Regions from separate parts of the Homo sapiens genome. Here all the other regions are linked to region 3. The links are chromatin contacts, found by Hi-C or POLR2A ChIA-PET in ENCODE. All regions are on one chromosome and are shown on one strand. The core of a region is the stretch at or near the end of the contact, and the rest is flanking DNA. Distances in the headings are between cores, read along the strand shown. Region 1 overlaps PCBP1-AS1 (PCBP1 antisense RNA 1). Region 2 holds the start of TIA1 (TIA1 cytotoxic granule associated RNA binding protein). Region 3 overlaps C2orf42 (chromosome 2 open reading frame 42).

Region 1 (2,700 bases), core at 94-2,593, 91 kb before region 3:
TTCATCTCCCCACAAAGGCTTGGCAAAATTCCTGTCTCACTAAAAAGTTTCTAAGTTGTTCATAATGGCCCTCTCAATGGAGCAATATTCAATACACAAAAGTCTAGTTCATCAAAGGAGTCAGGTTATTTGCTTGAGGTTCATCTGTAACTAGCTATATGAGCTTGGACAAGTCACTTCACCTTTCTGAGTTCTATAAAGTAAGGAGGTTGGAAAAAAAAAGAAAGGGAAGCAATAAAACAACCTTGAACAGAAAAAAGACTTTAAGTTTTTAAGTCTAAAAGGCTCATCAAGTGCCAACAAGTGTTATTTTTAAAAGGCATACACCTCAGCCTGGCCAACACGGCGAAACCTCATCTCTACTAAAAATACAAAAATGAGCCAGGCGTGGTGGCACGCATCTGTAATCCCAGCTACTCGGGAGGCTGAAGCAGAAGAATCGCTTGAACCCAGGAGGCAGAAGTTGCAGTGAGCTGGGATCGTGCCATTGCACTCCAGACTGGGTAACATGAGCAAGACTCCATCTCAAAAAAAAAAAAAAAAAAAAAAAAGACATACCAGAAGCATACCACAGGAAACTCTAAGCATAAATAAAAATTCACAAACTTCCAGAACAAGAGAACAGATTATTACTTACAAGGAAAAAAAATCCCATTGGACTTCTCATCTGTATCACCAGAAACTCAAAACACTGGAAAGCTACTTAGACTTTGTCGAGACTAGGACTAGTATTCCAAGAATTCTAAACCTAACCACAATATCATTCATACACGAAGGTTAAAAAGAAATTGGACATAAAAAGACTTTGAAAGTACCACTCATGCCCCCCTTCTAAGAAAATCACTCAAAGAAATGTCCTACTTGGCTGGAAGTGGTGGCTCACGCCTGTAATCCCACCACTTTGGGAGGTCAAGGCGGGCGATCATGAGGTCAGTAGGTCGAGACCAGCCTAACAGTGCAAAATCCTGTCTCTACTAAAAAAATAAAATACAAAAATTAGCTGGGCACAGTGGCGCACGCCTGTAGGAGGCTGAGGCAGGAGAATCGCTTGAACCCGGGAGGCGGAGGCTGCAGTGAGCCGAGATTGTGCCATTGCACTCCAGCCTGGGTGACAGAGTGAGACTCCGTATCAAAAAAAAAAAAAAAAAAAAAAAAAGGAAATGTCCCAGGCAATTAACATTTAACTGTAACAAAGCCAGGAAAGACAAACTATATAAAAAACATGTTTCCCCTCCCCAACAAAAACCTTTTAATGAGTTTGGACCAGATGACTTCGAATGGCCTTTCCAAGTATAAACAGAAACTGCCCTGTACACCACAGTCCCTGGCAGTCTGGGTTTGTGAGTTGTTCATCACCTAGTGGCCTGATGAAGTAAATGCAGTTTGTCAAGTGCCCGGATAAACTTCCAGCCATTTTGTGAGCTCTGATGGCGTATGCAGCAGGGCAGCAGCCTGACCTCCTAATGATTACAAGAGTAGGAGACTGCAAACCCTCCAAACTCACAGACAATTGTAAAGACTTAGCTCACCATCAATTCATTCTTCAAGGAGGAAAGGAAAGCATACTCACCTTGTAACTAAATAATCCTAAGTGAAGCACAGATTTGTCAGACTGCATTTACAAAGTAGGGAGAAGTAGAAATTGTTTCTGTGCAGAATGATCTGAACTGAAAGCAAGTTTAGGTATTAGGATAAACTGCAAATATGTCTTACACATAGGAAGACTGTCTTCAAAGGTTCATGAGTTTGCATGTGGAAGATGTATTACATTTATTCTGTATAGTTCCGGGGTACTGGTCTAAAATTAGGCCGGGCACAGTGCCTCACGCCTGTAATCCCAGCACTTTGGGAGGCTGAGGTGGGAGGATCACCTGAGGTCAGGAGTTCCAGACCAGCTTGGCCAACATGGTGAAACCCCATCTCTACTAAAAATATAAAAATTAGCCAGGCGTAGTGGCACACACCTGTAATCCCAGCTACTCAGGAGGCCAAGGCAGAAGAATCACTTGAACCCAGGAGGTGGAGGTTGCAGTGAGCCGATATCGTGCCACTGCACTCCAGCCTGGGTGACAGAGTGGGACTCCGTCTCAAATATAAATAAATAAAAACAAAAATTAAATTAATGAGAAGTCTCAATTAGATTTCAATTCAAAACAAGAAATAATTTTCAGCAGGGCACAGTGGCTCATGCCTGTAATCCCAGCACTTTGGGAGGCCAAGGCGGGAGGACTGATTGAGGTCAGGAGTCCAAGACCAACCCAGGCAACATAGCGAGACCCAGTCTCTACAAAAATTTTTCTTTCTTTTTTTTTTTTATGAGAAAGAGTCTCGCTCTATTGCCCAGGCTGGAGTGCAGTGGCACGATCTCAGCTCACTGCTACCTCTGCCTCCTGGGTTCAAGCAATTCTCATGCCTCAGCCTCCCGAGTAGGTAGGATCACAGATGTGAACCACCATGCCCAGCTAACTTTTGTATTTTTAGTAGAGATGGGGTTTCGCCACATTGGCCAGTCTGGTCTCAAACTCCTGGCCTCAAGTGATCCACCCACCTCGGCCTCCCAAAGTGCTGGGATTACAGGTGTGAGCCACTGCACCCAGCCTCTACAGAAAATTTTTAGAATTAGCCTGGTGTGGTGGCACACAGTAGTCCCAGCTACTCAGAAGACTGAGGCAGGGGGATCACTTGAGCCCAGGAGTTCAA
Region 2 (2,707 bases), core at 113-2,612, 87 kb after region 3:
AAGTGTAACCACATTTCCAATATAGACAAGAAATAGCAACTTAAAAGTGGAAAAATTTTGGAGGTAAAAAAACAATTACATCGTACTTCAGAGCAACTTTATTAGAGAGCTGCAAAGAGAAACCTAAAATTGCATTTTTAATGCATGGAGCTCTCAAACTGCCAGTATTCCAAGAATATAAACAAAAAGCTATGTCATCCAAGAAAAACAAAAAGCTATGTCAAGAACTCATTGAGCTTTTCTTCTTCCGAGAAATGCCAACAAAGGCAGGATCAACTCATCCGATAATACCTCGAAAAACAAAGAACGCAGTTGGGGAAGCCACACGACAAAGAAAATATCCACGCTCCGGTAATTTAACGCTATCTCTAAAAATTCTCTGTAAATATGTTAGGGCATTTACAGCCCGCTCGTTCAACACCATGTCAATCACAACAGTAGTAAACGACTATAAAAATAATATTAAATCCATTTCCCCTCAATTGATATATTCCTTCTGGGTGAGATTTCCAAATCCTTGGGGTGTCTGGTTAGGCTTTTTGGTCGGTGGGTGCTACAGAAGGAAAGCCAGAGGTTAAAGAAAAATGCTTGGCTTTTTTCCAATTGGCAACTGCAAGAATAAAGTTTACTGCACTGAAAATGAGTACAAGCACCCTCGAGGAGGAAAAAAAATCTTATCACCGAGAAGAAAATGAAAGGAAGAATTTCAGTAGGAAATCAAAAGTAAAATTAAAGGGAGACGGCTGTAAAGATAAGAAGAGGTTAATCAAAAAGGGGGAGAAGCGGGAAAAGGAAAGAAAGCATAGGACAAAAGGAAGGTTCGACGAGTTCTAAAAAGAGGTCTGAATTAAAGTCTTTTCTCCAGGTCTAAGACCACAGAGGGCCCGTGGCGAGAGCAAAGGTCATGCAATGGTGTTGCTAAAGTGAAGGGATTAATTGAGAGGGTTGAGCCCCGTCTCCCTTCACCTCGTCCTCACAGATTGGGTCTTGGTTGTAAGCATCCAGGTGCATGCTAAGGAAACAAAAACCACGATATCGCGGTGTCCACGGAGAACAATAGGCTGGGAGCGGCGCAGGGCCGAGGCCTTCCCTCCGGGACGACCACCATCCCGCCTCCCTCATCGCTGCCCCAGACTCACAGAGTCTTGGGCATCTCGTCCTCCATGGCTGCTGCTGTCGCGGCGGCGCCTCCAGGTCCAGCTCCCTGCCCTTCACTACCTCCCAAATCGTTTAAGCGGTTATGGCTACAGGATAGTGGGGTTTCTCGGCTGACCAGAGGTTACTCCGCCTCCTCCTCCGGCGGCAATTACACTAAACCGCCCGGCCCAGCGGGAACAATGAAACCCCAATACAAGATGGCGGCGAGCCGGGAGCCTAGGAGCAGCCAGCAAAGTTACCCGGGCCGCGCAGGCGCAGAATAATCTTGCACTCTCAACCTCCGGGCCGCCCGGCTACACCTTAATCCATAGGTTCACTTGTTGCGCAGCCGCTCTTCCACCCGACGCGAGGGACGCCTCAGACTGCGCAGGCGCAAGTATTAACTACTTCACGATTTGCGTGAACTTTTTTGTCTTCTGGCTGCGGATTCGAGTGTTTCGACCGCGAATTATGAGGGAGTGGAAACCTTCAGGGACAGTAAAAAGCCTAAATCTTTCCTCTTTTGGAAAGATATATAAAGACTCTTCAAGCTATCTGGTTTTTAGCGAGCGAGAAGCAAAACGCCTATGCGCCGCCCGGGAATCGAACCCGGGTCGCAAGAATGGGAATCTTGCATGATACCACTACACCAGCGGCGCTGTTGACATGCCCAGCCGCCACAGTATTTTAGGAGGAAATAGAAGCAGACGTTCTCTCATGTGAAAAGAATTGTCATGTATTATTTATTCATTTAAAAGTAAAAGTTTATTGACAGTCTGTAATCTTCTGTTTTCCAATAACATAAATAATTTATCTTTTCTCATCCCAAACATAGGAATGGATGTTTCAACTTTCTCTGTACAGAAAAAAAATTTCAATTTAAAATGTTTACTTAAGAAATAAGAAAAAAGAAAAAAAGTTTTACTTAAAAAAGTAAGGATTTTATTAAGAATTTGCGTCGTTGGTGCTAGCCAGATTTTTCAGCGCGGGGAGGATATTTCCAGATGCCAGATTTTTATTTATATTTGCATTTCTTCCGTGTATTGATTGCACATTGAAAAGCATTTAAGAAATAGCTGTTTAGGCCGGGGGCAGTGGCTCACGCCTGTTATTCCAGCACTTTGGATGGCTGAGGCGGGCGGATCACCTGAGATCAGGAGTTCGAGACCAGCCTGACCAACATGGCGAAACCCTGTCTCTACTAAAAATACAAAAATTAGCTGGATGTGGTGGTGGGGGCCCGTAATCCCAACTACTCAGGAGGCTGAGGCAGGAGAATCCTTGAATCTGGGAGGTGGAGATTGCAGTGAGCCGAGATCTTGCCATTGCACTCCAGCCTGGGCAACAGAACGAGGATCCGTCTCAAAAAACAAACAAAGAAACAAACAAAAAACCCCAGCTATTTAATGCAAATTGGTCACAAGAATCTTAAAAGTAAACAAGTCAAAAGATACATAAACTTCAGTCCAACTTTAGGAGGCAGAGAAATTAGAGCTCTGAAATGTGATTCAGTATACTCTGTATGCATTTCACATTGCTTATTATATATATATGTCACTAAAGTAATCCT
Region 3 (2,700 bases), core at 84-2,583:
ACCAACTTTGAGAAAAGTTTTTAGTTCCAAGGGTCGCAGCACTGGTTGTTTTTCTATACGACCGTAGGTTTCTGCTATGCTTTCTACTTCCACTTTAGGGCATTTAAATAGCTCATAAGTCCCATCTCGGTTCTGGATAAAGCTACGGGTGATTTCCAAGGGCATCTGGACACCAAGACAATACCAAAAAAAGGTGAGAGAGAAAACTTTCAAAACAGACCAATACCTGGATGACGACAAATCTTTTATTATTCCTTCTTTCTTGTTAAGTATATTCAAATGAATTACAACTTCCCTGTTTTTCAAGAAAATCCTGTCAACAAATCTGCCTTTTCTCCCTTACATCATTCATGGCTTTCCTTTTTTCTCTAAAATCTTAAATTTCCACCCCAGCCAAACTATATACCAATTGAGCCTCTAACATCTTCATGGGTACATGACTGCTGCTGGCACAGACCTGCTCTAAAATCAGTTTCATTCCTTCCCCTACTGCTCTGCTAGCAGCATTCTTCTCTTAAATTCCTTTGTTCATAGCACCTGCAGCTCACCTCACATCCTGTATGCTTCATACTGTCCTTGGGACTGAGCCAAGCAGAACTGGAACTGGATGCTGTGGTGACCCAGAGCAAATTACAAACTTCTCAGAGCCTGTTTTCTCACGGGCAAAATGCAGTTAATGCCAGGGCATGGCTGGGAGGTCAAATGAGGTGACGGAGGTAAGTAATGCCTGACAGTGAGAAGCTCCATGATGGTTAGCTCTATTCTCCCACATGCCTGCACCCTGAGTTGCTTCAGTGTCTCCCTAAATGTCATCCATTCCAGGCTAAAAACTGCCTCTGTGCCATGTGCATTTAAAGGAGTTCCTCAAGTGTTTTTAATGCCAACACAGCCCTTTTCTAGGGTTCACATGTATTTACTTTTTTTAAGAGGCAAGGTCGCTAGGAGTGGTGGCTCACGCCTGTAATCCCAGAACTTTGGGAGGCTGAGGTAGGCGGATCACCTGAGGTCGGGAGTTTGAGACCAGCCTGACCAACATGGAGAAACCTCATCTCTACTAAAAATACAAAATTAGCCAGGCGTGGTGGCAGACGCCTGTAATCCCAGCTACTCAGAAGGCTGAGGCAGGAGAATCGCTTGAACCTGGGAGGTGGAGGTTGAGGTGAGCCAAGATCACATGATTGCACTCCAGACTGGGCCACAAGAGTGAAAGTCCGTGTCAAAAAAAAAAAAAAAAAAAGAGTCAAGGTCTCACTTGGTTGCCCCTGCTGGAGTACAGTGGCACAATCATGGCTCACTGTAGCCTCCAACTCCCAGGCTCAAGTGATCCTCTTGCTTCAGCTTTCTTAGTGGTTGGGACTATAGGCACACACCACCAGGCCTCACTTTTTCTTTTTTTCTTTTTTTTTGGAGATGGAGTCTAGCTCTGTCACCCAGGCTAGAATGCAGTGGCACGATCTCAGTTCACTGCAACCTCCGCCTCCCAGGTTCAAGTGATTCTCCTGCCTCAGCCTCCCGAGTAGCTGGGATTACAGGAGCAAGCCACCACGCCCGGCTAATTTTTGTATTCTAGTAGAGACGGGTTTTCACCATGTTGGCGAAGCTGGTCTCAAACCCCTGACCTCAGGTGATCTGCCCACCTTGGCCTCCCAAAGTGCTGGGATTACAGGCATGAGCCACCTCGCCAGCCTCTTTTGCTTTCTTTCTTTCTTTCTTTTTATTTTTTTAAGAGTAGGGGCCTTTGCTGGCCTGGCGCACTGGCTCACGCCTGTAATCCCAGCACTTTGGGAAGCCAAGGAGGGTGGATCACCTGAGGTCAGGAGCTTGGGACCAGCCTGGTCAACATGGTGAAAGCCTGTCTCTACTAAAAATACAAATTAGCTGGGCAGGATGGTGCGCTTGTAATCCCAGCTACTCGGGAGGCTGAGGTGGGAGAATTGCTTGAACCTGGGAGGCAGAGGCTGCAGTGAGCCAAGATTGTGCCCTGCATTCCAGCCTAGACAACAGAGTGAGACTCTGTCTCAAACAAAAAAAAAATAGTAGGGGCCTCGCTGTGTTGCCTAGGCTGGTCTTGAACTCCTGGCCTCAAGCAATCCTTCATCTCAGCCTCCTAAATCGCTGGTATTATAGCCACCATGCCTGGCTCACATGTAAATTCTGTAGCTATCAAACAACTTATTTTTTTTTCCTGAACAGAAGAATGCCTTGCAATTAAGCTACTCTTAATGTATCAAATCACATTATGCTGAATTTTCTACTTTTTTGGAGACGAAGTCTCGATCTTGTCCCCCAGGCTGGAGTGCAATGGCGCAACCTCAGCTCACTGCAACCTCCGCCTCCCGGGTTCAAGCGATTCTCCTGCCTCAGCCTCCCAAGTAGCTGGGATTACAGGTGCCTGCCACCATGCCTGGATAATTTTTGTATTTTTAGTTGTGACGGGGTTTCACCATGTTGGCCAGGCTGGTCTCAAACTCCTGACCTCAGGTGATCCACCTGCCTTAGCCTCCCAAAGTGCTGAGATTACAGGTGTGAGCCACCGTGCGCGGCCTGAATTTTCTACATAATTCTATTACTGTAGGAAAAAAAACTCCATCTCAGATTTTCAGGATCTACTTGAAAAACATACATACATATATATTTTTTGAGACAGCGTCTTGCTCTGTCGCCCAGGCTGGAGTGCAGTGGTGCGATCTCGGCTCACTG

Evidence for each region. Hi-C counts contacts between places; a loop is a spot of excess contacts on that map. ChIA-PET counts read pairs that join two places held with the same protein, here RNA polymerase II (POLR2A). Pooled maps may share reads with other maps.
Region 1: a loop to region 3 is called in a pooled map, with 3 times the contacts of the local background. The contact joins two enhancer-like sites. A Hi-C loop is called at or near these places in 1 of 37 single-sample maps with no recorded cell type and 2 of 50 pooled maps. POLR2A ChIA-PET finds 5 or more read pairs at or near these places in 8 of 52 experiments (B cell, OCI-LY7, WTC11 and 5 more).
Region 2: a pooled map shows a loop between it and region 3 (4-fold over the local background). The contact joins the promoter of TIA1 here to the enhancer-like site in region 3. A Hi-C loop is called at or near these places in 1 of 168 maps with a recorded cell type or tissue (endothelial cell of hepatic sinusoid), 4 of 37 single-sample maps with no recorded cell type and 3 of 50 pooled maps. POLR2A ChIA-PET finds 5 or more read pairs at or near these places in 12 of 52 experiments (A549, A673, B cell and 9 more).

What each region holds. Positions count from the first base shown.
Region 1 is chr2:70,069,653-70,072,352 of GRCh38, forward strand. All of the region lies in intron 4 of PCBP1-AS1 (PCBP1 antisense RNA 1), which reads right to left. It also overlaps a transcript of ASPRV1 not described here. Among named protein-coding and RNA genes, the nearest start is that of PCBP1-AS1, 16 kb to the right of the region's middle. RefSeq lists enhancers at 1,205-1,499, 1,437-1,506. Within about 2 kb of position 1,344, at least 33 of the 41 ENCODE cell types and tissues checked have a DNase peak (open chromatin) inside an H3K27ac peak, as active enhancers do; they include OCI-LY7, where a contact is called at or near this core.
Region 2 is chr2:70,247,266-70,249,972 of GRCh38, forward strand. It overlaps TIA1 (TIA1 cytotoxic granule associated RNA binding protein), which reads right to left and starts at 1,363. Exons shown (of 13, transcript NM_022173.4): 1 at 1,140-1,363. The coding sequence starts at 1,165. It overlaps TRG-CCC2-1 (tRNA-Gly (anticodon CCC) 2-1), which reads right to left and starts at 1,796; the gene lies at 1,726-1,796. RefSeq lists enhancers at 129-944, 945-1,759.
Region 3 is chr2:70,160,623-70,163,322 of GRCh38, forward strand. C2orf42 (chromosome 2 open reading frame 42) reads right to left here. Exons shown (of 10, transcript NM_017880.3): 9 at 3-165. Among named protein-coding and RNA genes, the nearest start is that of C2orf42, 29 kb to the right of the region's middle. RefSeq lists an enhancer at 418-467. Within about 2 kb of position 1,334, at least 2 of the 41 ENCODE cell types and tissues checked have a DNase peak (open chromatin) inside an H3K27ac peak, as active enhancers do; they include GM12878 and OCI-LY7, where a contact is called at or near this core.